Regions from separate parts of the Homo sapiens genome. Here region 1 is linked to region 2. The links are chromatin loops, found by intact Hi-C in ENCODE. Cell type or tissue: HCT116. All regions are shown on one strand. Each heading gives the region's core, and the rest is flanking DNA. Links, peaks and the distances in the headings are about the cores only. Region 1 overlaps RGS6 (regulator of G protein signaling 6). Region 2 holds the start of LOC105370559 (a long non-coding RNA gene).

Region 1 (16,281 bases), core at 7,634-12,633, 320 kb after region 2:
GAGCTCAGAGGTGCAGTGACACCAGGGCAACAAACAAAGAGAGACTGGCAGGGGAGAGACTGGATCTATAGACCCGCCTGCAGTAAATGGTGGGGGACATCATTGACAGACGGGAGAAGATAAAGCACAGACTAAACAAGGATCGAAGCTGACAAGGCTGATAGACAGAGGCGTGCTTCTATTTTGCACCTCTCTCTCTGTCTGACACACACACTTATACATCCACCCTACCTGAGTAAAGCTGTGAAAAGATGAGAACACTGACCACAATCCAAACTGGCAGCCATTCAGAAGCAACAGTCCTCAGACCTGATTATCTCTGGGTAGAAGTCCTTTGTCTTTTACAATACAACAGCCATTTCCTCTTGATTTTATGGATAAATAAGTCTTGAAGGACTTTAATAGCCTAATTTAAACAGAGCAGTGATAATACAATTTTTTCATGGACTTGCAGATTGCATTATTGTCCCCAGTTCTTCACCCCTCTCTGCGTCCATTCCCTTGCCATAGCCTCATTATGAGCAATGTTCTTCCCTACCCCTTGACTTTGGGCACAGCCATGCGACTTGCTTTGGAAGTGACAGTATACCAGTTCCAAGTCTAAGCCTGAAAGATGTGCAGGACATGCACCATCTATCCCCCGTCCAAGGAGAGTGACAGGCCTGAGGAACAGAGCCATCCCAGCTGCCCCACAGCCACCACCTGCAGCAGAGCAGTCTGGCAGAGCCCTGCCAAGCCACACAGGCATGGGCAATAATAATTAACTAACTTTTGGTAGTGGTTTGTTACATAGCAGTAGCAAACTGTTAGAACATCAGACCCTTCTATAAAATAAAACCACATGCAGAACCCTCTATACCCGTCAAATAAAAGCAGAGATGCTCCAGTTGAAGCAGGATGTAGGTCTTTGAGTCCCCTGGCCCTCACTTATTATGATGGCTTCTGGGGCTCCTCAACCCACCACAGTTTGAAAGCTATTACTTTAGCAGAAAGTGCACTCCATCAGGAAACAGGAGTCCTGAGTCTGAATCTGCTCCATCTCAATTACTCTGACACTCAGTTTCTTCCTACATGAGGAAAAAGGGACTGATAATACTTGGTCACCTACCTTGAGGTAGATCAAATAAATATGTGTAAACGTACAAGGTACACTAATATAAGGCACCATTCCTACCATCACCACCACCATAGTCATCCACATGTCGGGGGGCTTGCCCCAGCTACTCACTTTATCACTGTCTAAGCATGAAGTGGGGTGTGTGTGTGCATGTGTGTGCATGCATGCGTGCATGCGTGTGTGTGTGTGTAAGTGTAGGAAGCCTGGCAGAGGAAAGAGCTGGTCATTTTCAACAGCCCCTCCCGTGGTCCCCACTAAGTTCAAATGAAAAGTGGGACAACCCATAAGAGAACTGTTTTCTGCATTTGATTCAGGGGAATGAACTTTATATTTTCAGAGTCTGCCTGTCCCCCTGTGTGTTTCTTATATTCAAGGTAACAACAAATGACCTCCAGGATCTGAGCCTAGATAAAGCAAGGCACCCATACATTGGGGGGTCTCAGTCAGATGCCCAAGACCAGGGTTTTGGAATCACATCAATCTGGGTTAGACTTGGAGCTACTTACTAGCTGTGTGACCTGGTTGGCAAGTCATTTAGCCTCTATGACACTCAATTTTCTCATCTGAAAATGGTGATGACATTCCTCATGCATAGGACTATTAGGAGGACTAACTGAAATGATGCCTGTAAAATGATTAGTTCAGTTTCTAAGAAACAAATAAACGATTCTTATTGTAATTATCGTTGGACCATCCACGATTTCACACCCATTATTTTGCCCTAAGAGGACCATTGTGATTTCTATGATATGACAGGCCTTCTAATTAAAAGCCTGAACTTTGGAGACTGATGAATGAGGCTTAGAATCCTACCCTGCTGCCACTCAGCACCTTTGTGACCTTGAGCATAGCGTTGCATCTCTTAATCCCTGGAGGAGAAGCCAGGTACCTGCCCCTAAAACCTTAGCAGCCTAATATGGGGAGCACGCATCAAAACAGATGACTATAACCACCACCAACGAACTGCATGAAAGAAATGCAAACGTAAGTGGTATAGGAACAAAGAGAGGGAACAACTAACTACATGGCATGTGTTGGAGAGGGTGAGGTGCTGCTGCTGGGACAGCCTCCCGGGCCATCTGTGGCTGAGAGCACAAGGACTCCTCTCCCATCAACATGGTAAATGCCACCATCTGCTAATGTGACAGGGACCATCAGAATAAACCTCGTACATTTTAGAGCCATATTGCTCTAAGACCCAGAGCTCCGCATGCCAATGGATTCTGGCTTCTCAAGGGGATTAAACCAAAGAGCCAAATTGCACTGTAGCCAAGGAGAAAAGTAAAACCGATAAATTGGCAGTAGAGAGCAACCTATCCGGCTCCTTTAACATGTTTAGTTAAGAAACATCCTGGACCCAGATTAACTACCAGATCTCTAGTTGAGACTGCAGATCTGCCCACCTTAATGAGCACACAATCATTTAAGCAAATGGTCTGAATGCTCCTCTGAGGATCCCTTTTGAGTGCGCACTGAATGGCCATTTGAAGCTTCCTTGAGGTACGTACCCTGGCGAATGCTGCTGGCCACATATATACAAATGTGGTCTTCTTGTGAAGATGGTAACCTCTGTTGGGAAAAGGCATTTTGTCAAAACCCTGTCTGGAGTGGAGTGACTAACAGATCCTGGCAATCAGGATTTTCTAGTGTTCTAGAAGTTTACTAGGCCTTTTAACATGTATATGTGGCTTTGTTGTTCAAAGCGTATTTTGAAGACATAAATGTGGATTGGGCATATGACTCATCCTTGTCTTCCCATTTAAGATTCTATTAGATGTGTAATTTGTAAGTGGAAATTACATAGAAATACCATGAATCCTACTGAGAAGTGCACTAGGTTAATCTAGTGCCCTATGTTACCACTTCCCTTCCACATGGAATGGCCATTCACCAGTTAAATTTGTTTCTGATTGTCCTGGAAGAGAAACAGCAAGAATATCCATCCATTCCTGAGATGGTATCTGTCAGCACTTTAGTGCCTTTTTTCCATGTAAGGAGAGTTGGATGTCATTTACTTTAGCTAAAAAGAATCGATTTCTTTTTACAGTAACTGTGGAAAAGAAAATGTTACTCCATGAACTGGCAGAGCTAGGCAAGGTGGAAGGAAAGGATCACAGATTATTATCAATCTAAGCCCTCTTCTCCAAGAGCTGTCAGCCAAGGTGGTCAGGAAAAGAACGGGAGAGTCTTGCAGACAGTGGAGTTCAGATTTGATTTGAGGAACAATGAGAAAAAGCCAATAGGTTAAAGACTGGAAAGTAACCTCACAAAAGAAGAGTTTTAGGGCCTGAGTTGGTTGGTATGTGCAATGGATTCTAGAGGGATCAGAGTGAGGCAAGGAGAGCAAGGTCAGAGGCTGCTAGGTGTGACTAGACAAAGATGTAGGTGTGGTTCAGTTTCTTCATTAGCAGAGTGTGGGCAATGTCCCAGGCTCCCCAGACTCTCATGGTCCTTGTGACACTTGTCTGGGTCAATGAATATAGAAGATCAGACAAAAACTTCTTTCCCCCAAACATTTCTGGTTTTCGTTATTGCTCATTCTACAGCCTTACATACCAAAGCAACAGGTTATAGACTTCATGTAAAAATTTTACACACAAAGTGGCATAAGAATGTCCATGTTTGCACAAGTAAGAGAAACTGGATTTACACTCTGATGCTCAGGGAGCTAATTTAGTAGAGAGGGGAATGGAAAGGAAGAAGGCAGGGAGAGAGATGTCGCTGCCTCCCTCCTACAAGACCATTAGACACAGTAGACTTTCTGCCGAGAGAGTCAAGCATTTAGGATGCTTCTCTCCTCTCCTCTCTTCTGTGTATGTGTTGGGAGGGGATAGAGAGGCCAATGAGGCACCCAGACCATGGTGCCCACAGTGATGAGAAGAGAGTGTATTATTTGTTACCCAGAACACTTTACATATAAAAGAAGAAAGTGTCTGTTTCCACAGAATCACCAGTCTATTAGCAGGGTAATTTTGGACAACATACTCTGAGTTAAAATAAGTCTCTTCCTCTGTAAACTAGAGATGAGGACAATGCTTTGCCAGGTGGTGAGGGTTAAATAAGAATATGTATACAAAGCAGCCAATGATGTCTGGAATACAGCAAGTTATCTGGTGAATGGTGATAGTTGTGTAAGCCTGAACAAAAGAACTCTACATTGAAAGCTGCACTACTGACTTTTTAAGAACAGAGAATTCACAACATTCTTCAAAAAACAGCACACACTCAATGTCAGAAAGTTTTCTTTTTTTGGTGGTAACAAATCCACTTTCTTGACACTTAGTAATGAGATTGAATATTGGGGTGGAAGAAGTCTTGGATTGGGAGTTACAGATATCCAGGCTTGTGGTCTAATTCTCAAAGTACTGTGTGGTATTGGGAAAGTCACTTCCCTCTCACTTCACTTTGCCACATCTGAGGTCTTCTGTGTGTAATTTTGTTATACACAGCATTTCAAGGTAGGCCAGACAGGCAAGGGTCAACATATTTTTTATGTTGTACAGTATCTGTCCATTGTAAGGCACTATATAAATTTATTCACTGAATGAAGAAATAAAGTGTATATACTGTAAGTCAATCTAAAGCATGCGGATTAACCTACTTCTACTCCAGACCATGTTTATTTCTGTATTGTCATCTATTTTGCTCTGTAATTGGGCAAGATAAAGAGAATACATTTATGCATCTCTGCATTGCATTTTAGAAGCCAATTCTTTTCATTACTTCCCATAATTAAGTTAAAAACTTTTTTGTCCCAGCTCCAAAAATGCTATATCTCTCAAGTTATAGACTCTAAAATTTCAAAAATCATCATTTGAAAAACTGAGGAATTCCTGAGGAGATGGCAGTGGTAGCAGTGACACAGTTTTTGGAACTCCTAGAATCCCTACATGTCGAAAGACAGAGCAATGAAATCAAACAGAATGTTCAAAAATTAATGGACATTTACAACAAAACTGGGAGACAAGGTATCCTCACAAACATCAAGATACAAATAGGTAAGGATAAATCACAAATTGTTACACAATTAGCCAGCACCTGCTCTCAAAACAAGGTACCACACTGGAGAGAAGCTGCTGGGAAAAAAATAAAATTGAGCAAAACAGAAAGAAAAAAAAAGAGAAGATTCAGGTAACAGTGGAAAAGGAAAAAACAACATAAAAATTTACAAAGCAAGTTTTTTAAAAAAAATTACATAAAAACAATAGAAGACAGAGCTCTATGAAGTTAGAAAAATCCATCTGAACAAAGTCTCTTTCTAAAACGTGAGGAAAATGAGCAACAGAAAAGCATGGAGAGAAAATTCCACACATTATTGCTTAAGGATAAAAGAGGAAAACGAATAAAACAACATTTCCACAGATAATGAAAGCACACCAAGAAAACTGGCTCCAAAATCAGATCACAATTCTAACATACAATTTCCAGATTTGCCAAAAGACACTAAGAAAACACGCTAGACATGAAGGAACAATATAAATTGGAACTAGAAAAAGTTCAGAAATAAGGTGACAGAGCTTAGAAAAGAATTAGAAATGTTCTTAAAAAGGCTTAACTAGAAGAAACTTAAGAGTGAATAATAAAACCAAATAACTTCAAAAGTAGAAGGGGGAAATTAAATTTTTTTAAAAAAATCAAAAGAACTTAAGAAAGATAAGAAGCCTTCAAGAATTGATAAATTTTGAAGACAGACAAGTAAGATGCAACATAAGGACAACAGGAGTCTCTAAAGAAGGCAGAAACAGTAAAACAAGAAAACATAACAAATTTTAAAAACTATAAATCAAGAAAAACTGTCCTAAGATACAAAAAAAGAAACTACTTATGTGAGAATAACAACCCATAACTATCAGCATCAAGACATATGCTAGTAAAATGACAAGACTTTAAAGAAAAAAAATCTCTATGGGCTTCTTGCAAAAAGAGAATGTGACTTGTAAGAAAAAATAAAAACTGGATTATCACTAGAATTTGACAGGGTTTTATGCCAGAAGGATATGATCTAATGTATCTAGGGTACTCAATGAAAGAAAATATAAGCCAAGGATTTTATATCCAAGCAAAAATGAACATTAAGTAGAGAAAACATTCTTTCAACATGTAAGAACACAAGGTATTCTGTTCCCATAACTTCTTCCTAAGGCGACTACTACAGAATGAGCTTTGGACAACCAAGTGTCATGTCATTGACGTGAAAATGGTGATGACCATCAAATATATGAAACTAAGAACATTAAATGGGGGTTAAATGGAAGAGAGTATAGCATTAATAACTATTACCTGATAAAAACAGATTAGGTATAACTATAAAATAATAGAGGAAAATGAGAATAGCATATGCACAAAAATGTTTTAATTCTTTTTAGTAATCATAATTGGTGGTGGTAGTATTAATATTGTGTGTGTAATGTGGAAGCATGCAAATGAGTAATTATGACATATTCTAATCTAGCATACTCTATGTCCTTGAGAATCAAGATTGTTTGGGCAGGAAAAAGAAGATATAGATGCCATACAGAAGACGTTAAAACCCTGTAGTCCTGAATTGGAAATATCAGTATAAACTCATGAGGTATTTTAACTTTAAATATATTTAAATACATATAACATCTATGTATAGGTATAGAAAAAGCTATATAGATATAGAAGTGGATATTTCCCAGTTTTGCCCATTGAAAAGACTCAGTAAAAAAGAATCAAGTCAGTAGTTATGAGAATCTGGTTTGTGGTTTTGACATTTTTTTCCTATCAAAAAGAACTGGGGGAGCAGGGTGCATTCTCAGAGAAATGGCTGACTCTTGGTCTGGGGCAGGAAATACACAAGATGAGCCTGTAATAAAAAAGGAAGGAATCAAATAGTGCTAGAGTTATACCAAAAGGAATCAAGAGCCAAGTTGAAGAGGCTCCCACTGGCCAAAAATGGGACAATTTGAGCTTCAATAGGGATGATTTGCTACGGTTTGATTACTCTTCCACTACGTTTAAACCTAGTAGTTCATGTTTTTTTTTTGTTTTTTTCTTTAATTGGTCCCCTTCTGAACATGACAGGGAAGCAATTCAGTATCTTGAAAATTAGGTAAATAAAAGGAAAACTGAGCATTCAACCGGCTTTTCAAGTGTGAAATCTACCACAAGGTAGCCATATAGTGATCTAAATTTATTCCATCTAAGACTTTCCAGCTAATAAATGAAAATGAAATGACAGACTGTCACCATTATGCTTCTCTCAATCGATCTAAGTATTGAGTATCTATGGCTGTTAACATCAAAATACAGTGAGAACTAGACTTCCTGCGCCTCCTGATGAAAAAAAGAAAAGAAAAAAACAAAAAACGCAGTCCCACCTATAGTCTTAGCAAAAGGACAGGACTAAGATTTGATGAAACCCCTATATCCAGCTGCTGATACTCAGGAAGTTCAGAGGAACATGTTACACTGCACCATGAGTACACAACCAGCAAAATCCACTCTGAGAACCTCCAACAGGTCTAACAGTCCAAGTTCTTCATCAGATACACTGTATGGAAAAGGAGGGGACAATGGGGGAATGCATAGACTGAAAGATAAGTTAATATCCATGGAAAAGACTAAATGATTGCGGCTAGGGATATGCAATTCAGTGACACAACTATAAAAAGGCAAGGGAGTAATTACTGGAAAACTCAAGAGAGTGGGTAATTTGGAAGGAGAAAGGAATTATGGCTGGGAAGGGACACATGGAGGGGCTTCTGAAGTGACTGGCAGGTCTATTTCTTTAGCTAGGTGCTGGTTTCAAAGTGTCCACCTCATACTAGTTCATGCTAAGCCACTGGTTCTCAAACTCAAGCATGCATGGGAAGCTTCGGAAGAGCCTGTTAAAATAAACACCCCACCTCCATAGTTTCTGATTTAGTAAATCTCCACTGGAGTGCAAACATTTGCTTTTTTCACAACTTCCAAGGCAATGCTGATCTGGAGACCATATTTTGGGAATCTTTGCATTAAACTATGCTTATTTTGTGTAGTTTGAGTCTGTGTTTAATTTCTCAATACAATGTTAAATTAATGATTGAATGGGTAGAAAGACAGATCAACAGAACTTAGAAAAAAAGTTCTTATCAATATCATGAGAATATTGCCTTATTATGCATTTATGTCTGGTCTCTCTGTTCTCTGATGTGCTATACAGCTGATTCATATGTTTGTTAAATATCCCACTGCGACCTCTGGATCTTTTTCTCCCAACCACTACCTGAGAGTTTCTCAGTCCAAAAGAACAGTTGGAATGTCCTTGGGACCTACGCTGAAGACGTCTTACAATGGTTTATTGATAAGGTCAGGCACTGTTTTCCTTTTTCTCATAGGAAAAATATTTCATGCATAAAGCCCACACCTGGGTATCTCTCTACAAACTTGCATTTCCTTTTTAAAGAACAACTCACTCTACCTCCTCTTCTACCAGAACTTCTCTCTCGAAGACTGCTATGGAACTATTTAGAAAGGATAAATTCTGGTCACACAGATTATCAACTAAATAAGCGTTTCTAATCTTCTCAACATTTATTCTCAGATAAAAATTAAAAGCAAAGCGCACCTGAGAGCCAAGAGCAATAAAAATGTGGTTTATGTTCAAATATCAGAGACTAAGCTTTAGTCATTTAAATCTTAGGAATCTTTCCTAGGAAGAAAAAAAAGCAGCAGTAGTAAATAAAATAACGAGTCTGAAATATAACAGAAAGAGCAAAATTCCTGGAATTTTCAGAAAAAAACTTGGTTATGCAAATAGCAGAGGGCACCCTCAAGATTTATCTAGCTAATACATTCAATTCCACAAATGTCTGTATGCCTGCTGTATGAAAAGTACAAAAAGGAATAGAACATGATCCTTGCCCTCAGAATATTAACATAGAAAAAGAAAGCTGTACCACATTTTAAACTGTAAGACCAGGCAAAATGTGAGTGGTGATCATAAGGAAAGTACAAATAAAATTTTACTTGGGTAAAAATGGAAAGATTTGATTTATTAGAGGCAAAACCACATCAGGCCTGTCCCACTGGTCAAGGAGTCATCATCTGTGAGTTGCATCTGGAATGTCCAGGGAGGTCTTTGTACAATCATCATTCCCTCCCTATATTACTGGCTGATGCCTGATACTCAATACATGCAACTTCATGCTTGGTGTCTGGATCTGATTCCCATAGGGCTAGTATAATGCTCTAACAACCTAACTGCTTGTATGTTTTAGTGCAGTGACTAGACTAGAGACCAAGGACCTATCCAGAAACATGTTTTCGACTGATTCTTAAATATTTGTGTGTTTAATAATCTAAACAAATGATGGAACCATAGTCAGATCCTTGTACTCAAAGTGTCATTCCCAGATCAGCCAACAGGCATAACCTGAGAGCTTATTTAAAACACAGAATTCTGTACCCTACCCCTGCCCCTCTGTACCAAAGTGAGCAATTTAACAAGATCCCTGGTGAGTTACCTGCACAGTAAAATTTGAGAGCACTAAGTTAAACAGCCATCTTATAACCAAGCACTGTCAGGTAACTTCAGTTCTCATATTTGTGTTTATAATCAACTTGATAATAATTTCACAGCACACTGTATTCGAAGAGCTTGCAGGAGTCCAAACAGAGAAGGTGTGGGGTAACTGAGGCATCAAAGGCCACGGTGGCTTTGCGTCTGGATGTAGTTTTAGTAAAAATAATATCATCTGTCATGTTAGGTTAATGCTGCTATTTTGAAATTCTGAAGTTTTAATTTTTAAATCTGTTCTGTTCAAGTTTCATTTCCTTTATTTTATAAATGCATAAAAGTTATGAGCAAGCATAATTAGTTTATACATAGCTTTATGTTTGTACATATTTAAGTAACATAATAAAAATATAAAACAACAACTAAATTCACAAGACTGCTTTTCTTTAAAAGGGAAATATATCACTCAAAGTTGGTAAACACTGCAGTGGTAAGAATCAAGAATGAGAATTCGTTTTGACAGAGAGGAAAGGAAAAGCAAGACAACGTGGGACAGCTGGGGATCCCCGACAGCGCCACCTAGAGGGGGAGAGAGCAAAACCGGGGGCGCCCATGGGAGGCAAAGAAACACCTCTACGATACCATCCCATATGTAGCATTTCCAGGGCCTGAAAAGTCACCGTTGTTCCTCCAACATCATTTTTAAAAACAAAACAAAAGATTAAAGGACGTTCAATAAGCTCCTGGGGGAAACGCCTAGAGAGAATACAGTAATAATAATAAAAAATAGCAAAACAACAATTGTCATGCACTAGGCATTCTAAGAGCTTCACCTACATTAACTCCTTTAAATTAGTTAATATCCTCGACCAAGTCACTCCTTTGGTAAATTGTAAAAATGGTCAAAATCCTTCTTTTATAGGCAACCTCTGTTTCCTCCACCCTTTGAATCTGGGCTGGCCTGAATGGCTTTCTTTAATCAATGGAACATGGTGGAAGTGACGATGTGTCATTTCTGAGTCTAGGCGGCAAGTGGCCTTGCATGCTTCCAGCATACTTCCGGGAGCCCTGTCTCCACTGTGGGAACAAGCCCAGGCCTATTCATTTCAATCTGGGTAAGAAACCTTTCACAATTTGATTTTTGTTCCTTAATTAGCACACTAATGATTTTCTGTGATTTTTCTTACTTAGGGGAAAAGGTTTTCTTTCCTGCCATTATGTTTTTCCCTAAGTTGTTGCATATACAAAAATACGTAAGTTCAGGAGAACAAGAAGGTGGTGGATGTTGGTTTGATGATTGCTGCTATTCAGAGCAAAAGAGATAATGAAAGTTGTTGTTTTCCTCCTGTGTTTTCAAGAAGTTGGCTAAAATTGCACAAAGGGTATTAAGTTGCACAGATAAAATGGGACTTTTCCACCAAAAAGTTAATTTAAAAATCATTTCAAGGGGCTGAGGGTTTTGCTTTTCTTCCTAAGTGATACTTAAATACAGTGCATGCCAGATTTGACACTCAGATATCCACATATTGACTCTTGAAGATATTTTAAAAGGTAGTACAAGCTTAGATTCCTAACGGGAAAGGGAGGCACTGGAATTGCCGTAATGCAATGTGAAGGGGCTCCACAGGCCAGCTATTACCACTGCAAGGGAGGCCTAGCTTCCTGAGAGACAGGTACCATTATATGAGAGATAAGAAAGGGCTATTTCCTAAGTCTGAAATAACGGAGGTCTCAAATTCCTCCTAAGGTATTTTGTACACAATGTTTAACTCTGATCAGCAAGCCAAATCTTTGTTTCCTCTTTGGGGCCTTAAGACAATCTTGTAAATCTAGCTTTTCTGGAACATTCCCAACTTTAAATATTCTGTTTTGTTCCACCATTAAATCACGAACCCTGAGTGTGAACTTGTGATTTCACGAACGAGTAGACTTTTAAGAAAAAAATATATATATAATGATTAGGGGTCTGACGTTAGATTGCCAAACTTTAGCCAATATAGGTATTTTAAAATAATGAACAGGTTTCTTAAAGTTAATTGTATTTTGCTTTATCAAAAATCTTCTACACTGTCTTCATTTTCTTGTTTCATTGTGTACGTGTGAAAACTTTCATTAGGAACTGTCACTGGCCTTTAGACCAAGGAAAGGTGCTTTACAGTTAGGCATGCTAAATTAAAATCTTGACTCTACCATGTAGCAGCTACATGCCCTTGAGTTTCAGAGCCTAAATGTTCTAATCCATAAAATAGAGATAATACGTATCTTGTAAAGTTCTGTGATTAAAAGAAAGTATCTAAAACCTGGCACAAGGTAGAACTGCAATAAATATGCACAAAAAAACCCTCCAGCTTGGTCAACCTTGAGATTTTAGAATTCTTTTCCAATTCTTAAGTTTTTATTTTCATTTCTTCTAAGGTTTTTAATCTTTATTTCTTTATTCATATTTTCTGTACACATACTAATATTGTTTATGTAAATGTATTTTGGTAAAGCAGAAGATAAAAGCGAGAAAAAAACATACATAGGAAAATAGCAGGAGCTACTGTGTTAGGAATTAGAATCTTTTTCAACTTCCTAAGGGGACCTTCTGGAGAAGCAGTACGTCACTGATGAGTACATTTGGAATATACTCAGAGAGATGTCTTCAATATACCCAGAGATTGACAGACAGACTTGCTGTTCCTCGGCTGGAACAATTTTCTATGTGGGACTGCCTTTTCCAAATCCCAACGGAAGGAAATATTAAAGCACCAGACACTGACAACCACTCCCTACAAAAGCTCCTTCTCGGCTGCTCTTGTCTTCAACCTGAGTATTGTAAGGTTTGTCAACACCAAGAAGCCAACTCCAATGATGCAGGTGGAAGGCAGGTAATAGAGAAGAGGATGGAAAGGAAATATACTTCCAAAGGATCAGAGAATGTCCTAGTCTTTTAAAAGCAGTAATTCCCCTATGAGGGCCTTAGCCTTGTGGACCCATCTAAGCCTGATTATCTTCCAAAGGCCCCATTTCCAAATAACATCACACTGGGGGTAGAGATTCAACATGCAAGTTTTGGAGATACACAATTCAGTCCATAGCAGAGAAGGTACTTGGGAACAGAGATGCACAACACGTATCCAAGCGTTCACTTAGCAAAGTCTGACTTCACTCTCCAAAGTGTACACCTTTCCCAGGCAGCAACCCCTCTGCCTTGAAGAAACATGAGAGGATAATAGCACAACAGTCCAGACAGAGAGACCTCAGAAGCAGAAAGCCTCCTGCCACAGCTACAGACACTGATGGTTGTATGTTACTAGAGCGCAGTATTCTCTAAGTGCTCAGAATCATAAAACATTCATTTATTCTACAACTATCTATTGAGCACCTATTCTGTGCCAGGCACAGTTCTGGTACTAGGAACACAGAGGTGAACACATCAATGCTTACTTTTGAGTTTCATGGAGCTCAAAACAGTGGTAGACACTCAAAAATGAAATTGATGGATGAGTAAAAGAACATCTCAGTAGACCTGTTTCATCTGTTGTTTCATTAAAACTGAAGCAGTGGCTGTCAGACCTGGCCACAAATTAGAATATCTGTGGACACAAAGGTTTTTGTTTGTTTGTTTTTGAGACAGGGTCTCACTCTGCTGCCCAAGTTAGAGTGCAGTAGCATAATCACGGCTCACTGCAGCCTCAACCTCCTGGGCTCAGATGATCCTCCCAGGCTCAGGTGATCCTCCCACCTCAGCCTCCCAAGTAGCTGGGATTACAGATGCATGCCACTAAGCCCAGCTAATGTTTGTATTTTTGGTAGAGACAGGGTTTTGTCATGTTGCCCAGGCTGGTCTTGAACTCCTGAACTCAAACAATCCACCTGCCTTGGCATCCCAAAGTATTGGGATTACAGGCATGAGTCACTGTGCCTGGCCGAACATACATTTTTAAATGTCAATGCCTAGCTCCCATCTCCCAGAGACTATGATTTAAGTGGTTGGAGATGAAATTCAAACATTAAGATAAATGGTAGGAGGGGATATTACTTGAGTTGCTTACAGATAGATTCATTTAGAAAACAAATATTTACTGAGTAACTATGGAAATCATGAATTCATTTAGGGAACAAATATTTACTGAGTAAGCTGGGAAAACTACGTGAAGACACTGGGAGCTCCTTGTCGTAATCTTGTGACATCTTCAACTGAAAGTCACAGAGTACATCAAACTGACAGTTTGTGACACTTCACTCCCCTGTCCGCACGATGCCTTCTTAGCCTTCTTACAGTCTTTCTTTCTACCTTTTTTTGGTTTTGTTTTTGAGAGTCTTGCTCTATTGCCCAGGCTGGAGTGCAGTCGTGCAATCTTGGCTCACTGTAACCTCTGCCTCCCAGGTTCAAGCGATTCTCCTGCCTCAGCCTCCCGAGTAGCTGGGATTACAGGTGTGCACCACCACGCCTAGCTAATTTAGGAGAGAGGAGGTTTCACCATGTTGGCCAGGCTGGTCTTGAACTCCTAACCTCAAGTGATCTGGCCACCTAAGCCTCCCAATGTGCTGGGATTACAGGCCTGAGCCACCACACCCAGCCCCTTATATTCTTTCTTATCCATGCTGCCGTCCAAACTGTAAAACTGGAAATCACTCCCGTCTTTTACCAGGCCTTGCCATTACTATCTTCTAAGTCTCTCTCAAACCTACCCCTCTCTTCACCGTCCCTTTAGTTCAAGCCCCAAGCAACTCTCCCCTGTACACAACAGTCTCAACCAATTTTCCTGACTCTTACTACTGTGCTGGTGACCCGCTCTCTGCTTGGCTTTCGGAACCAAATCCATGAAACAGCAACCTGATTACGACATTCCCATGTTTAGGATCTTTCAAGAAGTCCCCATCACTCACACAGTAATACTCAGTTTCCCAAGTAGAAACGGGGAGAGTAATACAGTTTGAAAGTGCTTACTACATTTGGCACTGTAAGTGCTCAACAAAAGTAACCATGACTACTAACTACTAATGACTATCACTACTGTCACTTTCACAAAAAGGAACAAGTCTAAAGACAAATAATCCCCGCCAAAGCTATGAGGAAGAGTGGCAGAGAGTTCCTTACATGGTCAACAGCAGAGCTGTCTGAATACAACTGTCCCAAGCTTTTTCTAGGGTAAGAATGCTCCCTGGAAATGGGTGTTTCTATCTGAGAGCTCATTGAAGTCCTCCCAAAACAGACATTTAAAGAAAATGATATTGTCCTGGGAACAAATCTTACAGATGTGTGACTCCCTCCACCTGTGCCTAAGGTGAAACATTAGCTAGTCTACTTCCTGGCTGTGTGACCTGGTATTAAAGCTGCTTCTAGGCAGGGTGCGGTGGCTCATGCCTGTCATCTCAGTACTTTGGGAGGCCGAGGCAGGCAGATCACCAGGTCAGGAGGTCGAGACCATCCTGGCTAACACGGTGAAACCCCGTCTCTACTAAAAATATAAAAAATTAGCCGGGCATGGAGGCTGGTACCTGTAGTCCCAGCTACTCGGGAGGCTGAGGCAGGAGAATGGCATGAACCCAGGAGGCAGAGCTTGCAGGGAGCCGAGATCGCACCACTGCACTCCAGCCTGGGTGACAGAGAGACTCCATTTCAAAAAACAACAAAAAAACTGCTGCTCATCTGTAAGATGGAGATAGTAAAAGCACCCATCTCAGAGTTGTGAGATCAATGAGTTTATACTTAGAACAGTAACTAATATATAGTAAATACTCAATACAAACAGACTGTTCGATCCTTGTTGAATAAATCAAATCATGAAAAAGCCATACAATTCTAAGGATGCATGGACAGAGACTGATGCCCCTTAAAATGTGCACAATAAGAAAGAAATCCGCACAGAAGTTCTTTGTATACCAGGTTTGTTTGTGTGTGCCCTGTGGGTACTAGGGCTCTACGCACTTAGCAGTACAGCAGCACATATGATAGACATTTTCTAGAACAACTTACCCACCAATGAGGCAGGTGACACAAATGAAAGAGGAGAACATGCAGTACCATTTTACAGGAAATGAGGGAAGGGAGGCTCATTCTGTGTGAAGGGAATAGTTACTGCTTGGTTAGAAGCAATTTTTGGTAATTGGGACTCAATTTTGCCAAAACTTCCAAATTTTTGAGGGAAACTGGAACTCTGTATTTTTATGTACAGTCTCCTGATAAATGTTGGCAACTCTTTCAATTATCTCCAAAAATCCTGTGCCTGTCAATCAAAATATATCTGCAAGAAAAATTTGGTCCAAGCTCTGACAGTTCGTGCTCATTAAGCTAAAAAAGAACAATGCCACTAAACTCTGCCCCTGTCCACACCGTCAAAAGAACAAATGCCCCCTGCCTGATGGCATGAAGGCACGGGGAGTGCTAGTGTTCAGCAGATAAACAATAGTGGCACCTGCCACATGTCCACACGACTTCACCCCTTTCAGGGGACAGAGAAAAAGCAAGGACAGGAGCCTATTATCTTAGCCAAGAGGCCAGGGAAATGAAATTACAGGAAATGCTGTGACATCAAGGTACCAGAGGGCTCTGAGAGAAGGGTCCAGAGGGTTCAAAGAGGACCTCCAGGAGGACAGGGGTCCCAAACCAGACCCCGAGGATGGGGGCGGTTTTGGAAAACATGGAGGGGGTTGCTCTAGGTGACAGAGGTGAAATGAACAACAGCACAGCTATGTCAGGATATTATAACAT
Region 2 (16,281 bases), core at 5,852-10,851:
CATTCTGTTGTCCCCAACCTCTCCTCTACTCTCCTTCATAGGCTTCTCCAAATGCCTCAGGTGGCAAAAATCCTGGCCTTCATAAGCCAGACAACAGTCTCAGCAGGAGACTAGAATGAATTAACTGATCACTGACTTCTTTTTGTTTTTCAAGAATATACCTGGGGCCCTCAACATCCACTCACCCTGCCACATATGAAGTTAAGAATGCCTAATTTAAACCTAGCCATGCAGGATGGAAGTGATTCCCAAAGTGTGGTCCTAGAGCAGTATCAATATCACTTGGGAATTTATTAGAAATGCACATCCCTTTTTTTATCTGAGACAGAGTCTTGCTCTGCCACCCAGGCTTGAGTGCAGTGGCATGATCTTGGCTCACTACAACCTCTGCCTCCTGGGTTCAAGCAATTCTTGTGCCTCAGCCTCCTGAGTAGCTGGGACTATAAGTGTGTGCCACTACACCTGGAAACTTTTTTTGTATTTTAGTAGAGACAGGGTTTCACCATGTTGCCTAGGCTGGTCTTGAACTCCTGAGCTCAGACAATCCACCCGCCTTGGCCTCCCAAAGTGCTAGGATTACAGGTGAGAAATGCACATTCTCAGGCTTGCTCAGCCTTGCAGAATCACTCCTTCTAGAGGAGGGGTCCAGACACTTGTGCTTGAGCAAGACCTCATCCAGTTGACAACCACTGACTTAGGAAAAAGTTTGGAAAGGGTGGATTCCTTTTTACCAACAGCATCACTATCTATATTTCTACAGGATTGAAAGTGCTACAGGTTGTACCCACCGGGCCTTCTATTCTCAAATCAGAGATAAGACCTGCTTCCTATCTGTTGCAGCAAGGCTGCTCTTCAGTTGTTACATGGAGTCGAACCAGAGGCTACAGGAGCCATCACAAGTGGGTAACAGAAGTTATTTGACCATTGATGAAGAGAACTCTGCACTGAATGCCTGTACACCCCAGTAACAGATCAATCCAGAGAGGGCTGAGCCTCCTCTTTGCCACTCACTGCTTCGAACATTCAGAGAGAGCCTAGGAGATAACAAATGCTGCTAGGGCTCTCTCAGAAACACCATCACTCCTGGGCGAACTGAATCTCCCACAGAGAAATCCTCACATCTGTCCATTCATTCATCTGTTCATCCACTGCCATCTACCATCCACCCACCCACTCATCCATCCATCCATCCTCTGATCCAACTAATACATAAATATGTATTAGGTGACCTGTAACTTTGCCGTTAGAAATGTTGAGACCAACTAATTCCCCCTCATCCTTGGTGAGTAAAATCCAAGTGCCTCTGGAATCCTGTTATTTCTCTGTCTCATCTCTATATTGCTTTGAGCTTCTTCTTTCCTTAATCAGTCCTCTTCCCACTTCCACACACACATCTGGAACATCTGTTCTCTGGCTCCATTGGTGAGATAAGTCCCCATCTAGCCTTTGCCTAAGCTAAGGATCCCTTTACCGCTTGGTCTTCACTGACTTCCAGGTGGTCTTTTCCAATGCCCTTTGTTCTTTTCACCTGCTCCCACCTCTGCCACCTAAATTGGGGTTGGAAGGGAAAATGAGCATCTTTCTTGCTTTTTGATGCCCTTCACGACATTCCTCCTTTCTCTCATGTAAAAATTCCTGATTATTTTGGCTTGTATATTCCACTAGAGTCCTCTCTACTACTCCAAGCAATTTTAAAACAAAAAGAGTAAGATACTTTGAATTTGAAGGACTTTGGGGTAGAAGACAGGGAACTGAGAAGCTAACATATCAAATGGGTCCCCTTCATGGATAATGGTGTCACCAAGGATAATGGCAGGTTTGGGGTGGAGAATAAGGTTGTGATCCAGGTGCCAAAGTCTACCCTGAACGAGGAGGAGTTAACAAAAATAGAGAGATGATAAGCAAGACTCCTCCATCCCTGCCACCTAATTTGGGGTTAGGAGGGAAAATGAGTATAACAAACTACCCCCAACAGAATAATCACTTATCTTACACAGAAATCTGCAATTTGGGCAGAGGTTGGTCGGCTCACCTCACTTTGCTCAATGCAACATCAGTTAGGGTAGGCTAATTAGGAGCAGGAGGATCTACAGTAGTCTCTGTTTATCCACAAGGGATATGTTCCAAGACTCCCAGTGGATACCTACAACAGCGGATAGTACTGAATCCTACATATACTATGTTTTTTCTATACATACATACCTATGATAAAGTTTTATTTATAACTTAGTCATAAGAGATTAACAACAACTAATAAGAGAAAAATCATAGCAATATACTGTAAGAAAAGTTATGTAAATAAAAGTTATATAGTCTCTCTCTTACAATATCTTATTGTGCTATATTCACCTATTTTTGGGCCACGGTTGACCATGGATAACTGAAACCTCAGAAAGTAAACCTTGAACCTACAGTACTTTCAAGATGACTCACATGGCCAGCAAATTAGGCTGATGGCCAGGAGCTCAGCCAGGGATGTGAGCTGGGCACTTCTGTTCCTTTCCATGTGGTCCTTTCCACAGAGTTGCTTGGGCTTCCTCACAGCAGGGCAGCTGGATTCTAAGCACAAACATCCCAAGAGAGCAAGGCAGAAGTGCATTGAATGTTTATGATTTAGCCTTGGCAGTTTCATAGTGTTGCTTCTGTTCCACCTTTTGGGATGGAGAGGTGATAGTTCCACAACAGTATGTGGGACACAAGATATTATTCCAGACATCTTTGGAAATACAATCTGTCACACAAGATCAGCCCTCAAAATCTTGCTAACCCATGCCACCCATGTGGAAAAGGAGCTTAAGAGAGACTTCATCAAATCATAAAACTTTAGGAATATGATGGGACAAACTGTTAAGGAAGTTAAGAATTTATTATGCCAAACTGAAGTAGACAGAGCAAGGGATTCGGACTAAAACTGTTTAAATCCTAACTTTACCACTTACTGTGTACAACCTTGGGAATGTCACTCAACCTCTCTGAGCCTCAGCTTCTCCATCTACAAAATGGGAATAATAAATGTATCTTTCCTACTTGACACAAACAATCAGATGGAGTAATGCCAAGATAAGTGCTCTCAATACCATAAAATAGTTTGCTCTACACCTTTGCAGGCCAACAACGGCCTAATGGTCATCCAGATTTTTGTTTCTATGATAGAGGAAGAAGCACTCAGCTATGTGTGTGGCATCCTGGACTTTGTGGCCAGTCTTACTCTTTATTAATTATGTGATATTGAATAAGTCATGTAACTTTTCTGAGTCTCAGTGCGGTCATGGAAGAATAACGCCACCTGCTCTGCTTAACTCTAAGAATTATGTTAAGGGCTTAATATACATGAACTCAGAGGCTTATGAAAAGAACTTAGTAATATAGCTTAGATCACTTGGTAAGTTCAACATAAACATACGTTCGCAACAAAAATTAACATAAATATTATAATTATATTATCATCTAAGCAGCTATGAGTTTTTAGAATTTTTTTGTTAAAAGAGTTTATTTTAACAAAAACTTTAGAAAATATAGCTAAGCAAAAAGAAGAAAATAAAGGTCAAACAATTTTACCGCTTAGATTCTCTTTCTCTTTTCCCTACCTTCTTCATTTTTAATATTCTAGTACGATAGCGTATCACTTCCTTTAGCTGAAGAAGTAGTTTTCCATTTTCTTTTTGCAATGATAAGCCACAAAGCAATAAGCAGGTGAAACTTTTTATGCCTCCTATAATTTCCTTAAGATAAATCTCTAGAAGGAAAATTTCTGGGTCATTTTCAAGGTTTCAAAACATACCATACAACCAGCTTTCAAAACATGTTGAACCAAATTATCCTCCCTTTGAAAGTACGTACATGTGCTAGGCTGGATTTGTATTCTTGTTTATTTTTGCCAATCTGATTGGGAAAAAATGATACCCCATTTAGGAAAATAACTATGTTTTTATAAGTGAGATTCAAATGTTTCTAATACATTTATTGGCCATCGGTATTTATTCTATTTGGGTACTAATATTTGTATACTGATTAACAGGAATTCGTTAAGTATTAAGGATGTAACAGTTTATCTGAAATTCATGTTATAAGATTTTCCCCTTCTGGCCGGCTGCGGTGGCTCACGCCTATAATCCCAGCACTTTGGGAGGCTGAGGTGGGTGGGTCATTTGAGGTCAGGAATTTGAGACCAGCCTGGGCAACATGGTGAAACCCCGTCTCTACTAAAATTACAAAAATTAGCTGGGTGTGGCAATGTGTATCTGTAGTCCCAGCTACTTGGGAGGCTGAGGCATGAGAATTGCCTGAACTCGGGAGGTGGAGGTTGCAGTGAGTCAAGATTGTACCACTACACTCTAGCCTGGGTGACACAGTGAGACTCTGTCTCAAAAAAAAAGATTTTCCCCTTCCAATCCATCAATTCTTTCTTTTATGGTTTCTGCCTTTGGTATTATGCTCGCAATATTGCCGAGACTTTTTAAGGGATGTGCTTTCATTAGCTGTTGTTGAATTAATTTATTCATTCATTCAGCAAACACTTACTGAATGTTTCCTGCATGTCAGGCACCGTTCTCAGCACTGTTGCATCTTCTGAAGCATGGAGCCAAACTCAGGATGAAGACAACCATCACTGAAGGGTTTGTAAACTGAAATATGCAGAAACCCCAAACACATTCCACTCTATTGAAAGACCATCTGCACAGGGAAAGTTTTGGTTCTGGGCAGGGATTATAGCATTGCCCCCCCAGAACTCAGATGCCTGGATCTGATGGCATCTTACAATGAATAAAATCCATATAAACAAGATGATGTCCAGAAAATACTAATGCAAATATCCGTGAATGCAAAGGATTAAAATCACACTAAAAAGTATTAATAGTATTTTTTTCCATATCAGCCAAGGAGGAATAATCAGCAATGATATAATTTTTCATTTCATTAGGAAGTTAATACAGATATGATTTATCCTCTGGGAATCTTTTTTTACAACCCCTCTGAAACAAAGACTCCCAGCAAGGGAAGAATTATACCTCCTTTAAGAGTTTTCACCAAAAAAGGCCTGAAAGCAACAGAACGGCATCTCAGAATTACTGACCCTTGCCCGGACACGCATTAATTCCAGAACAGCTGCAATGCCCTCAGTTTGCTGACCCCTGAACTAAAAAAGCCTCTATTTATTTGTTACTCTTTACTTCTTTGAATCCTGCATTTTTCTTTTTAAGTGAAACATTTCAAGTTTCCAGAAAACTTACCCCCAAACTAAGTCCCATGCAAAAATTGCCAAGGACTCAAGCCCACAGCACTTGACACATTCTAGCAAAGACTGGAATAGGACAGAATACTTGGCCTGCCCTTGTGACTCCAGGAGAGGGCATGTGGGCTTCTCTAGGCAGAGCTCCAGGCCCTACCAGGAATAGCCCCAAGCAGGGTGGCAGCCCAAGGAGACTGTCCCACCTCCATTTACTGGAACCACCTCATGCCTGCTATGCTACCTGGATGGCTTCATCCTCTGAGGAAATGCCACCACGAGACTGGAAGCTACATGTGGAGAGGGATGGGTTTGCTTTTGCTTATCACAACCCCAGCCAGGCACTGAATGAATGACTGGATGAGAATGAAGCTTTCAACACTTCTATAATCCCTAGTGTCACAGCAGGGATCCTGACTTAACGATTTGTATGTAGTAAATGATTTGGGAATGAATATTTTGTTTTGACTTTTATTTTAGGCTCGGGGGTACATGTGCAGGTTTGTTATATGTATAAATTGCATGTCGCTGAGGTTTGATAGACAAATGATCCCGTCACTCAAGTACTGAGCAAAGGACCTGCTGGTTGTTTTTCACCCCTCGTCCCCCTCCCACCCTACCCCCTCTAGTAGTCTTCAGTGTCAGTTACTATTATCTTCGTGTCCATGAGGACCCAATGTTTAGCTCCCACTTATAAGTGAGAACACATAGTATTGAGTTTTGTGCCTCTGCTTTAATTTGCTTAGGATAATGGCCTCCAGCTCCATTCCTGTTGCTGTGAAGAATACGACTTTATCCTTTTCATGGCTGTGTAGTATTCCATGGTGTATGTGTACCACATTTTTTTTTACACAATCCATTGTTGAATGAATACATTGTTAACAATTATTTCCATCTCATCTTGTATCTTATAATTAGAGACCAGACATCAGCTTTTGAGGGGAAAAAAGCAGCCCAGGGCCATCAGCGTGAGCCTGAGGGCCAGGTAAACATGACATGGGGTGGGGGGACATATGGGTGGAAAACCACAGTCTCCATAAATGGGACAAATTTCTGTCTATTTCACGACTTTGTCTGTGGCTATGTCTGGCACCCATGTTCTCTAAAAAGATTCTTTTCCATCTCATATTCCTCACTATATTCAACACGCTGCTAGGGGATGGCCCTCTTCACAAATCCTTTTCTAAACTACCTCCCACGTGACTCAACTCTCTGACTCACCTGCCGTGTGGCCACCTGTCAGGCCCTTCTACTCTTGATAGTCTTTTTCTTCCTTTGTGGGTTAAAACAATGGAAATTTATTCTCTCCCAGTTCTGAAGGCCAGAAGTTAAAAATCAAAGTGTCGGCAGAGTTGGTTCTTTCTACAGGCTCTGCAAGCGAGTCCGCTCCATGCCCTCTCCTGGCTCTGCTGCTGAGCATCCTCGGTGCTCCTTGACTTGCAGATGGGCCCTGGATCTCCGCCTCCATCCTCACTTGGCCTTCCTCTCCCAGTTCTCTTTCTGGGCTTAATAAGCGAGTCCACTTGTGTTTGACCTCCTCTGCCCTCAGAATGGCAAATTCCCCCACATCTGTCACCACTGTGCTTGGCCCTTTGATGCTCCTCATAATGACACCCACTCTCATGGGGACACATACAAGCTGTGGGCACCCACTCCCCAATCTTGGACAAGGACGAGGGGTGAGGCTGCTCTCCTGAGTACATAGGGCTCTCCCAGTCTCTTGGGCTGGCCTGCTGAACTGGACCTGAGCTTTCCTGGAAAACAAAAAAAGCGAGACTTCTTTCTCTCGCCCACTTGACTCTGCAGCTCCAGTTTGGACTTATTTCTCTAGATTTGTTTTCCCCAAGATTGCAGATACTAACAAGAAATTACTAAGCTATCTCACTCTGTTATTATAACTTATAATAAATATACTACTTTATATTATTATATATGTTGATTGATATTATAGCATAACTCAGATGTAAAGCTCATATTGCCGTTCTAAGTATATAAGAATTTTATTTTTACATCCCATTTGTATTAGTCCATTTTCATGCTGCTGATAAAGACATACCTAAGACTGGGCAATTTACAAAAGAAAGAGGTTTAATGGACTTACAGTTCCACGTGGCTGGGGAGGCCTCACAATCATGGCAGAAGGCAAGGAGGTGCAAGTCATGTCTTACATAGATGGCAGCAGGCAAAGGGAGAGCTTGTGCAGGGGAACCTCCCCCCATTATGATACCATCATATCTCATGAGGTTTGTTCTGTATCACAAGAACAGCATGGGAAAGACCTGCCCGCATGATTCAATTACCACCCACCAGGTCCCTCCCACAACATGTGGATTTGAGTGTGAACACAGACAAGCCATATCGCCATTTAATCTGTGGAATGATTCTGTGAGGTCAGCCGGGAGCATGATTCCTGCCTTTCAGAAGAGGAAACGGGAGCCCAGTCTTTCTTGCAGCCCACAGCAAGTTACATAGCACAGTGGCCTCCAAGGGAGGAGGAATGGGGAGCTGTACACAGGGTGCAGGCGATAAGGGGTGCAACTGCCCAGGAACAATATACATATCATAAAATACCTCAGTGATGAATACTTTCTCCCCTTGGTGCTCCACTGATGCTGGGACTAGAGCCGAGCCGTGGGGTTTCTAAGCCGGTGCTGTCTCCCCTCTACCACGGCCCCTCAAGGTCAAAGCAGAGGTGATTTTAGAAGCTCCTGGAGGGGCACATCCCACATATTCAATTCACAGTCAGGAGAAACTAAATCCTCTTTTCTCAAAGGGGTGTGTTAGGTCAGCCTGGGGTGGGGAGGCAGTCCCCAAAGGCATCACGTTAGAGCTGGGAATTCTGAACTTTGGTGATACCACTTCTCTGTTCTGGGTGTAAGACATTTCAATACAGTCTTTGGCTTAGTTTAAAATGTAAATAATTACATTTCTCATAGTTTTGATGACCAGGAAGATCCTACCCCACCCTCACTCTATAATCCCTGACTCCCAGCCCGTGGCGCCACACCTCATCTCCGTATGGCTCATCACCCCATCCCGCCAGATCACTGCTCTGACTCCAGTCCCATCCCTTCCCCTCACCCCACATTTCTGGTGAAAATTATTCGAACCAATCCATGCTGCTTGCTGTCATTTTCCTGACTTCACAGGGGAAAAGAGATCCTCTCCAAGTTTTAAGACAGATTATCGGTACAAAAAAAAAAAAAATCTAGCTGCGTCCATCTTTTGGCAGAAACAGTCTGTTGGCTGAAAGCAGAAGTGATTTGGGCATGAACCGGTGTCCTTGCTCGAGGCCGGCATTCCTTTCTGCCTTATTTTCAATCACGCCTGGGGTGCAGTTCACATTATCACCACGAAGGGGCGCCGTTGCTCTGGAAAGCCACAAGGCTTCTGCAGGCAACTGCCTTCAGTTAAGAAAAACTGCCAGGTTACAGGAATGTGATATTGATTTTTGATTTCTTTTAAATTAATAATCAATGGCGTTCTGAATACTGCTTAATTTCTTATTTGTAGAGGTACAGAGCTGAAGCCTGTTAGATGTCGTTTACGGCATTTTCCAGAGGCAAATAATGAGGGCTCAGGGATACCTTGGTAGCAGCTAAATTACTAGTGAAGGTTTTTCATGAGTTTAAAAGTGTTCTTGGACCTTCAGGTAATATGAATTAAATATTAATATGTTAATTGCAAAGGTCCAAAAGATAAAAGGGAAAAAAATGAATTCACAGGAAAGAAAAGTTTTACGTTTATTAAAGGATGGGGGTGGGGGCAGGGTTAGCTGAAGGGAACAGGAATCATACTATACCAGACCTCACAAATTATGCAGCAATGATGACTGGTTATTAAAAAGTGTAATTAAGCCAGAAGTTCCAGAATTTAGGAGACTGTGGATTAGAGGCCTAGATTCCTCAAAGTATCTGCAGCAAATCCTGATTCCCAAATCTCTAGCTTCTCCCAATGTAAAGTGGGTGCTTATTCTTGCCTGCAGACAGTTAGCATCTGGCTAATATTAACTTCAAATATGTAATTTTGGAGACCCTCAAATAGAACAGGTTATAAAAACGTAACACCCTCCTGGCATTGTGAGACCCTTGTTAGCCACATGTTTATGCCAGGAGATCAGTGCAAAGAAAATTGGAGGCAAGCCTGGGGTTTGAGACTTACTTCTGCCACGAACTTGGTACACTGAGTGAGTCACATATCCAAATTCTTTCTTCTTTCATCTGTAAATTGAAGCTTTTAGCTCAGCTTCCCTCTGAGTCCATTCTGATTCTGACAAACACCTCCCTCCCCATGTTCGGCCCACATGGCGACAGCCTTCCTGGCCTTCCCATCCACTTCTCTGTCTCACACCCTTAGGGGGGCAGATTGGACCATTTTGCTCTACTTCTCTCCACCTAGAATGTCCTTCTTCCCGTTCCACTGCATTTCTATGTTTTTAAATTCCTACTTCAAGTCTCAGGGCAAACGCCACCCGCTCTGAGAAGCATTCCCTGATACCACAGAGGCAAAGAGTCTCCCCTCCTTTATGATTTTGCTGCTCTTTACCTATACTTCTCTTCAGCACCTGCCCTTTTCTCTTTTGGGTTATGATGATTTCAGGAGCCTTTTTGCAACAGCCAGGTCTCCAGGGGCATGACTGACATTGATTTATCCATCCCACAGGGTCCAGCTCAGTGGCCAGCACAAAGCAGGAACCAAGGAAATGGCTGATTAACAGTCACATGTGCACAGACACATTGTATTTTGTGCAGAGCATCTGGGCTCGACTTAAACACTGATGTTCAGCCGATAGGATTTGGTTCCTGGTATACCCGCACTGTCTCTCTCCTACAATTCAGGCCGGCAGTCTTGGACTCTGAGTCAGACTGCCTGAGTTCAAAGCCTGGCTCTGCCACTTCCCAGCTATGAGAGCTTGGACAAGTTGCTGAACTTCTCTGTGCCTCCATTGCTCACCTATGCAGTGAAGATAATGACAGTATTCTCTTCATACAGCTGCCGTGCAGATAAAATGAGCGAATACTTGTAAGACACTTGAAAAAGTACCCAGTGTAAAGCAAGCTCTCAAAAAATGCTACTAGCTTTAAATAGTATTTTTACTACTACTAATCAAAAGATAACAACCATGGGACTTCTTGCCAGTTAGCAGTATCCTTCTCTAATGGTAAGAACAAAATATCCCCTTGTGTTTATCCTGGTGCCCATTCATGTCTCTAGTTAGTTTTACTGGCATCCACTGTAGAAGGCTGGGAAACGCATCCAAGGCAGCCCGCTCCCTGGGTGGGCTCCAGCTTTGGGTCTTCACAGCAAATCTTAGTTTGGCAAAAGCCTTTAGTGCATGGAAAACAGATTAACTATCATTTCAGTCTGCCACCAGCCATTTGCTAAATTGCACAATTTGATATGGTGTGTGTCCTCCTGGACCCTCTCAGACCTGCCCAGGCGCCAGCCTTGCCTCTTATCTATATGGTGCTATGGCTGTAATTCATCTGACCACTTGTGACATGCATCCTCTCAGCAGATTTGTCTTTTTATCTGCTGCGATTCAAGGACAGAAGAAAGAAAAAGGAATGAAGAGAGGTGAGAATAAACAACAGGAGAATAAATACATTTCCAGGCACCTTCCATGCAAGGAGTTTTGAGACATTCTCTCTCTAGGTTAGAGCTCAGCAGTGGATGTGCCTCTCTATCCATCATTGGGCCTGCTCAGCCTGTATCTGGCTGTCCTATTGTTTCAGAGAAAACTCCTTTTTCTATCTTTCTGATCCTACTCTAATTTCCTTCTACCTCCTCTTAATCCTATTTCCTGGTAAAGAAGTTTATTTTGAAGCGGGCCGGGCGCGGTGGCTCATGCCTGTAATCCTAGCACTTTGGGAGGCCAAGGTAAGTGGATTGCTTGAGGTCAGGAGTTTGAGACCAGTCTGGCTAGCATGGTGAAACCCCATCTCTACTAAAAATACAAAAATTAGCCGGCTGTAGTGGCAGGTGCCTGTTATCCCAGCTACTTGGGAAGCTGAGGCAGGAGAATTGCTTGAACCCGGGAGGTGGAGGTTGCAGTGAGTTGAGATCATGCCATTGTACTCCAACCTGGGCAACAGAGTGAGATTCAGGCTCAAAAAAAAAAAAAGTTTATTTTGAAGAGAGACACTGGCAGTACAGATGATGTGTCCGCTTCATGGTCTTTTCCCATACTACCTAGATCTAGTAAAATGGGCCGTGGCTTTTGGCATGTATGTCCAGGTGGGGACAGGCAGATGGAGGAAAGGTGGGAGAATGATGGAAACAGGGAAAGCCTAACTTGTTTTTCTGCCCCCAAGTGTTCAGATCGCCCCCAAGCTATGCTATAAATCACTGTCACATTAAGCTTAAAGTACAGCCTGAGCTCTCTTGATCAAAAACTTGGGTATAAAAGGATGTGAAATTATGTGGTCCAGTTGCTTCTTGTTACAGATATGGAACCTGGGGACCAGTGGGGCAAAGAAGAATTAACAGCACCTACATAGCTCTGATTATGTCAAGCACTTCGTCTAAATGTTTGCACAGATGAACTCATTTAAGCCCCAGAACAACTCCGTGAGGTATGTACTGCTATTTTATGCATATTTTGTAGGTGAGGAAACAGAAGTGCAGGCTTGCTAAATAATGAGCCCAAGGTCATCTGGCTAATGAGTGCGGAACCCAGAGCTGGTGGCGGAGCCCATGCGGTTCTCCGAGTCACACTGCCTCCTAGCAGTGATCTGTCAATAGAGAGTGCCAGAGGGTCTACAAAGGTTTCTTGTCTCCAAATCCAGCTCCCCACTATCTGGGGGAAAAAAAAAGACGGCCCAAATCTTCAGCCTGGCTTTTTACACCTTCCCAGCATAATGCCAAACCCCCTTTCCAGCTCAGCTGCCACCTCCTCCCAAATGCACTTAATTGTCATGGCTGGCTGGCACAGTGAAGGAGTGATGTGTGAATGAATAAATGAAGGACTGAACCCTCCTAGGCTGACTTGGTGGGGGGGCAGTCATCTCCCTATTTGCAGTCATTCAGTTGACAGAGAATATTTGACAATGACCTCACCAACATTTCAATCAATCTTTCTCATTTTTTCATAGCTGAGTGCTTTTCACACAGCTCAGCTGGCAGGGAGCGCTGAAGAAACCAGAACGCTGGCGGCACAATTTCATGTCTGCCCTTCATGCAGGTGGCATGCTTAGGGAGTGGCGCTGATAAATCCCTGAAGGGTGACGTTCCACTGACCTGCCTGTGGTGGCAGCAGCAACAGTGACAGGGACGGTAATCATAGTAGCAGTCGTGATGCAGTGCTAACATCTACTAAGGCATACCCTGTGCCAGGCCCTGTTCCAAGTGTTTTATACACACCAATCAACCTGTCTAATCCTCATGCCATGGTTATAGGGGTATATATGCTATTATTAGACTCATGTTGTTGAGACATTGAGAGATTAAGAAACTGGCCCAAAATCACATAACTGGCATCAGAGGTGGTATCTGAACCTAGGCAGTCTGTTGTCAATGCTCATACTCTTAACCACACTCTTTAGAGAGCTCAGAGAGACAGGTTCTTGTTCCTTCCTGAGTTTGACTTCAGAGGATCATTTCCTTGTTTGCAATGGGGCAGCTACTGACACAGGTTATATTAGCACTACAGCCTAAGGTCAGGTGTCTACTGCTACTTCCTGAGAAGGGTTGTGGAGTCCAGCCCAAAGGCCTGAAACTCTAAACAGAGGATTTCAGCTTAATTTTTTTTTTCTTGGTAGGGGAGGAATCACTTTATAGTTTTAGTTTTAGGTTAACCTAATTAACTGAGAACACTTTGAGAAATTAAAGTTAATACAGTCAACTTACAAATCTGATACTTTATAAGTTTTAGGCTTAATACAAAGTACCGACATATTTGCAAAACTTTTCTCATTCAGAGCTGAAAGCAGGGGACAAGAAGAAAAGGAGACCCATCTTTATTAACTTTTGTCAGGGCTCAAGGTCCATGAGGGATAGGAACATTCAGATCAATGTTCCTTGAAATTGTGTAATGCATATAGAGCTCTGTTAAACAACAAATTCTCACAGTGCTCTGTTATTTATTTAGATTCTTTTAATTTCAATGCTACAAATGTAAAACTAGGAATAAACTTTTTTTTTTTTTTTTTTGAGACAGAGTCTCATTCTGTCACCCAGGCTGGGGTGCAGTGCGATCTTGGCTCACTGCAACCTCCGCCTCCCGGGTTCAAGCAATTCTCTTGCCTCAGCCTCCTGAGAAGCTGGGATTACAGGCACGCAACACCCCACCTGGCTAATTTTTGTATTTTTAGTAGAGTTGGGGTTTCACCACGTTGGTCAGGCTGGTCTTGAACTCCTGACCTCATGATCTGCCCGCCTTGGCCTCCCGAAGTGCTGGGATTACAGACGTGAGCTGTGCCAGATGTAGGAATAAACTTTTTATGCTTTTAGTTCTTATACAAGTGTACAATCAAATGAATGCACATAAACAGAGACAGAGAGGAGTAAAATTCAAATCAAGAAGCATTAATTCTTGTGATGGATGTTGCTTTGGTAACACTAATGGCCAATGTTGTGCATATCAGGTAAAACAATAGGCAGTTGCCGGGGGGGTGGAGCCAAGATGGCCGAATAGGAACAGCTCCAGTCTACAGCTCCCAGCATGACCAGCGCAGAAGATGGGTGATTTGTGCATTTCCAACTGAGGTACCGGGTTCATCTCACTGGGTAGTGCTGGACAGTGGGTGCAGGACAGTGGGTGCAGCGCACCGTGCGTGAGCCAAAGCAGGGCGAGGCATCGCCTCATCCAGGAAGCGCAAGGGGTCAGGAAATTCCCTTCCTAGTCAAAGAAAGGGGTGACAGACGGAACCCAGAAAATTGGGTCACTTCCACCCTAATACTGCCCTTTTCCAACGGGCTTAACAAATGGCACACCAGGAGATTATATCCTGCACCTGGCTTGGAGAGTCCTATGCCCACGGAGCTTCGCTCATTGCTAGCACAGCAGTCTGAGATCAAACTGCAAGGCGGCAGTGAGGCTGGAGGAGGGGCACCCGCCATTGCCCAGGCTTTAGGAGGTAAACAAAGTGGCCAGGAAGCTCAAACTGGGTGGAACCCACCACAGCTCAAGGAGGCCTGCCTGCCTCTGCAGCCTCCACCTCTGCGGGCAGGGCACAGACAAACAAAAGGCAGCAGTAACCTCTGCAGACTTAAATGTCCCTGTCTGACAGCTTTGAAGAGAGCAGTGGTTCTCTCAGCACGCAGTCTGGGCAGACTGCCTCCTCAAGTGGGTCCCTGACCCCCGAGTAGCCTAACTGGGAGGCACCCCCCCAGTAGGGGCAGACTGACACCTCACACAACCAGGTACTCCCCTGAGACAAAACTTCCAGAGGAACGATCAGGCAGCAGCACTTGCGGTTCACCAATATCTGCTGTTCTGCAGCCACCACTGCTGATACGCAGGTAAACAGGCTCTGGAGTGGACCTCCAGCAAACTCCAACAGACCTGCAGCTGAGGGTCCTGACTGATAGAAGAAAAACTAACAAACAGAAAGGACATCCACACCAAAAACATCACCATCATCAAAGACCAAAGGTAGATAAAACCACAAAGATGGGGGAAAAAAAGAGCAGAAAAAATGGAAACTCTAAAAATCAGAGCACCTCTCCTCCTCCAAAGGAATGCAGCTCCTCACCAGCAACGGAACACAGCTGGACGGAGAATGACTTTGACGAGTTGAGAGAAGGAGGCTTCAGAAGATCAAACTACCAGCTAAAGGAGGAAGTTCGAACCAATGGCAAAGAAGTTAAAAACCTTGAAAAGAAATTAAAAGAATGACTAACTAGAATAACCAATGCAGAGAAGTCCTTAAAGGACCTGATGGAGCTGAAAACCACGGCACGAGAACTATGTGACGAATGCACAAGCCTCAGTAGTCGATGTGATCAACTGGAAGAAAGGATATCATCAATGAAAGACGAAATGAATGAAATGAAGCGAGAAGAGAAGTTTAGAGAAAAAAGAATAAAAACAAACAAAGTCTCCAAGAAATACGGGAGTATGTGAAAAGCCCAAATCTACGTCTGATTGGTGTACCTGAAAGTGACAGGGAGAATGGAACCAAGTTGGAAAACACTCTGCAGGATATTATCCAGGAGAACTTCCCCAATCTAGCAAGGCAGGCCAACATTCAAATTCAGGAAATACAGAGAACGCCACAAAGATACTCCTTGAGAAGAGCAACTCCAAGACACATAATTGTCAGATTCACCAAAGTTGAAATGAAGGAAAAAATGTTAAGAGCAGCCAGAGAGAAAGGTCGGGTTACCCACAAAGGAAAGCCCATCAGACTAACAGCTGATCTCTCAGCAGAAACTCTACAAGCCAGAAGAGAGTGGGGACCAATATTCAACATTCTTAAAGAAAAGAATTTTCAATCCAGAATTTCATATCCAGCCAAACTAAGCTTCATAAGTGAAGGAGAAATAAAATACTTTACAGACAAGCAAATGCTGAGAGATTTTGTCACCACCAGGCCTGCCCTAAAAGAGCTCCTGAAGGAAGCACTAAACATGGAAAGGAACAACCGCAGTACCAGCCACTGCAAAAACATGCCAAATTGTAAAGACCATCAAGGCTAGGAAGAAACTGCATCAACCAATGAGCAAAACAACCAGCTAACATCATAATAACAGGATCAAATTCACACATAACAATATTAACCTTAAATGTAAATGGGCTAAATGCTCCAATTAAAAGACACAGACTGGCAAATTGGATAGAGTCAAGACCCAGCAGTGTGCTGTATTCAGGAAACCCATCTCACGTGCAGAGACACACATAGGCTCAAAATAAAGGGATGGAGGAAGATCTACCAAGCAAATGGAAAACAAAAAAAGGCAGGGGTTGCAATCCTAGTCTCTGATAAAACAGACTTTAAACCAACAAAGATCAAAAGAGACAAAGAAGGCTATTACATAATGCTAAAGGGATCAATTCAACAAGAAGAACTAACTATCCTAAATATATATGCACCTAATACAGGAGCACCCAG

Evidence for each region. Hi-C counts contacts between places; a loop is a spot of excess contacts. Peaks named below come from ENCODE experiments on the same cell type or tissue, not always from the same donor. Only the 100,000 strongest peaks of a DNase experiment are listed, where the experiment ranks them.
Region 1: it touches region 2 in a loop (4-fold over the local background); 4 of 110 quality-filtered maps call a loop at or near these places.

What each region holds. Positions count from the first base shown.
Region 1 is chr14:72,098,090-72,114,370 of GRCh38, reverse strand. The region is part of intron 2 of RGS6 (regulator of G protein signaling 6); the gene reads right to left. Among named protein-coding and RNA genes, the nearest start is that of RGS6, 170 kb to the right of the region's middle. In HCT116, for the core only: a CTCF peak has its summit at 10,157 (motif pointing left); a DNase peak (open chromatin) is centred at 10,130; H3K27me3 peaks cover 426 bases.
Region 2 is chr14:72,413,242-72,429,522 of GRCh38, reverse strand. The region is part of intron 3 of RGS6 (regulator of G protein signaling 6); the gene reads right to left. It overlaps LOC105370559 (a long non-coding RNA gene), which reads left to right and starts at 10,312. Exons shown (of 4, transcript XR_944018.3): 1 at 10,312-10,388; 2 at 11,675-11,802. In HCT116, for the core only: CTCF peaks have their summits at 8,367 and 8,568; a DNase peak (open chromatin) is centred at 8,592.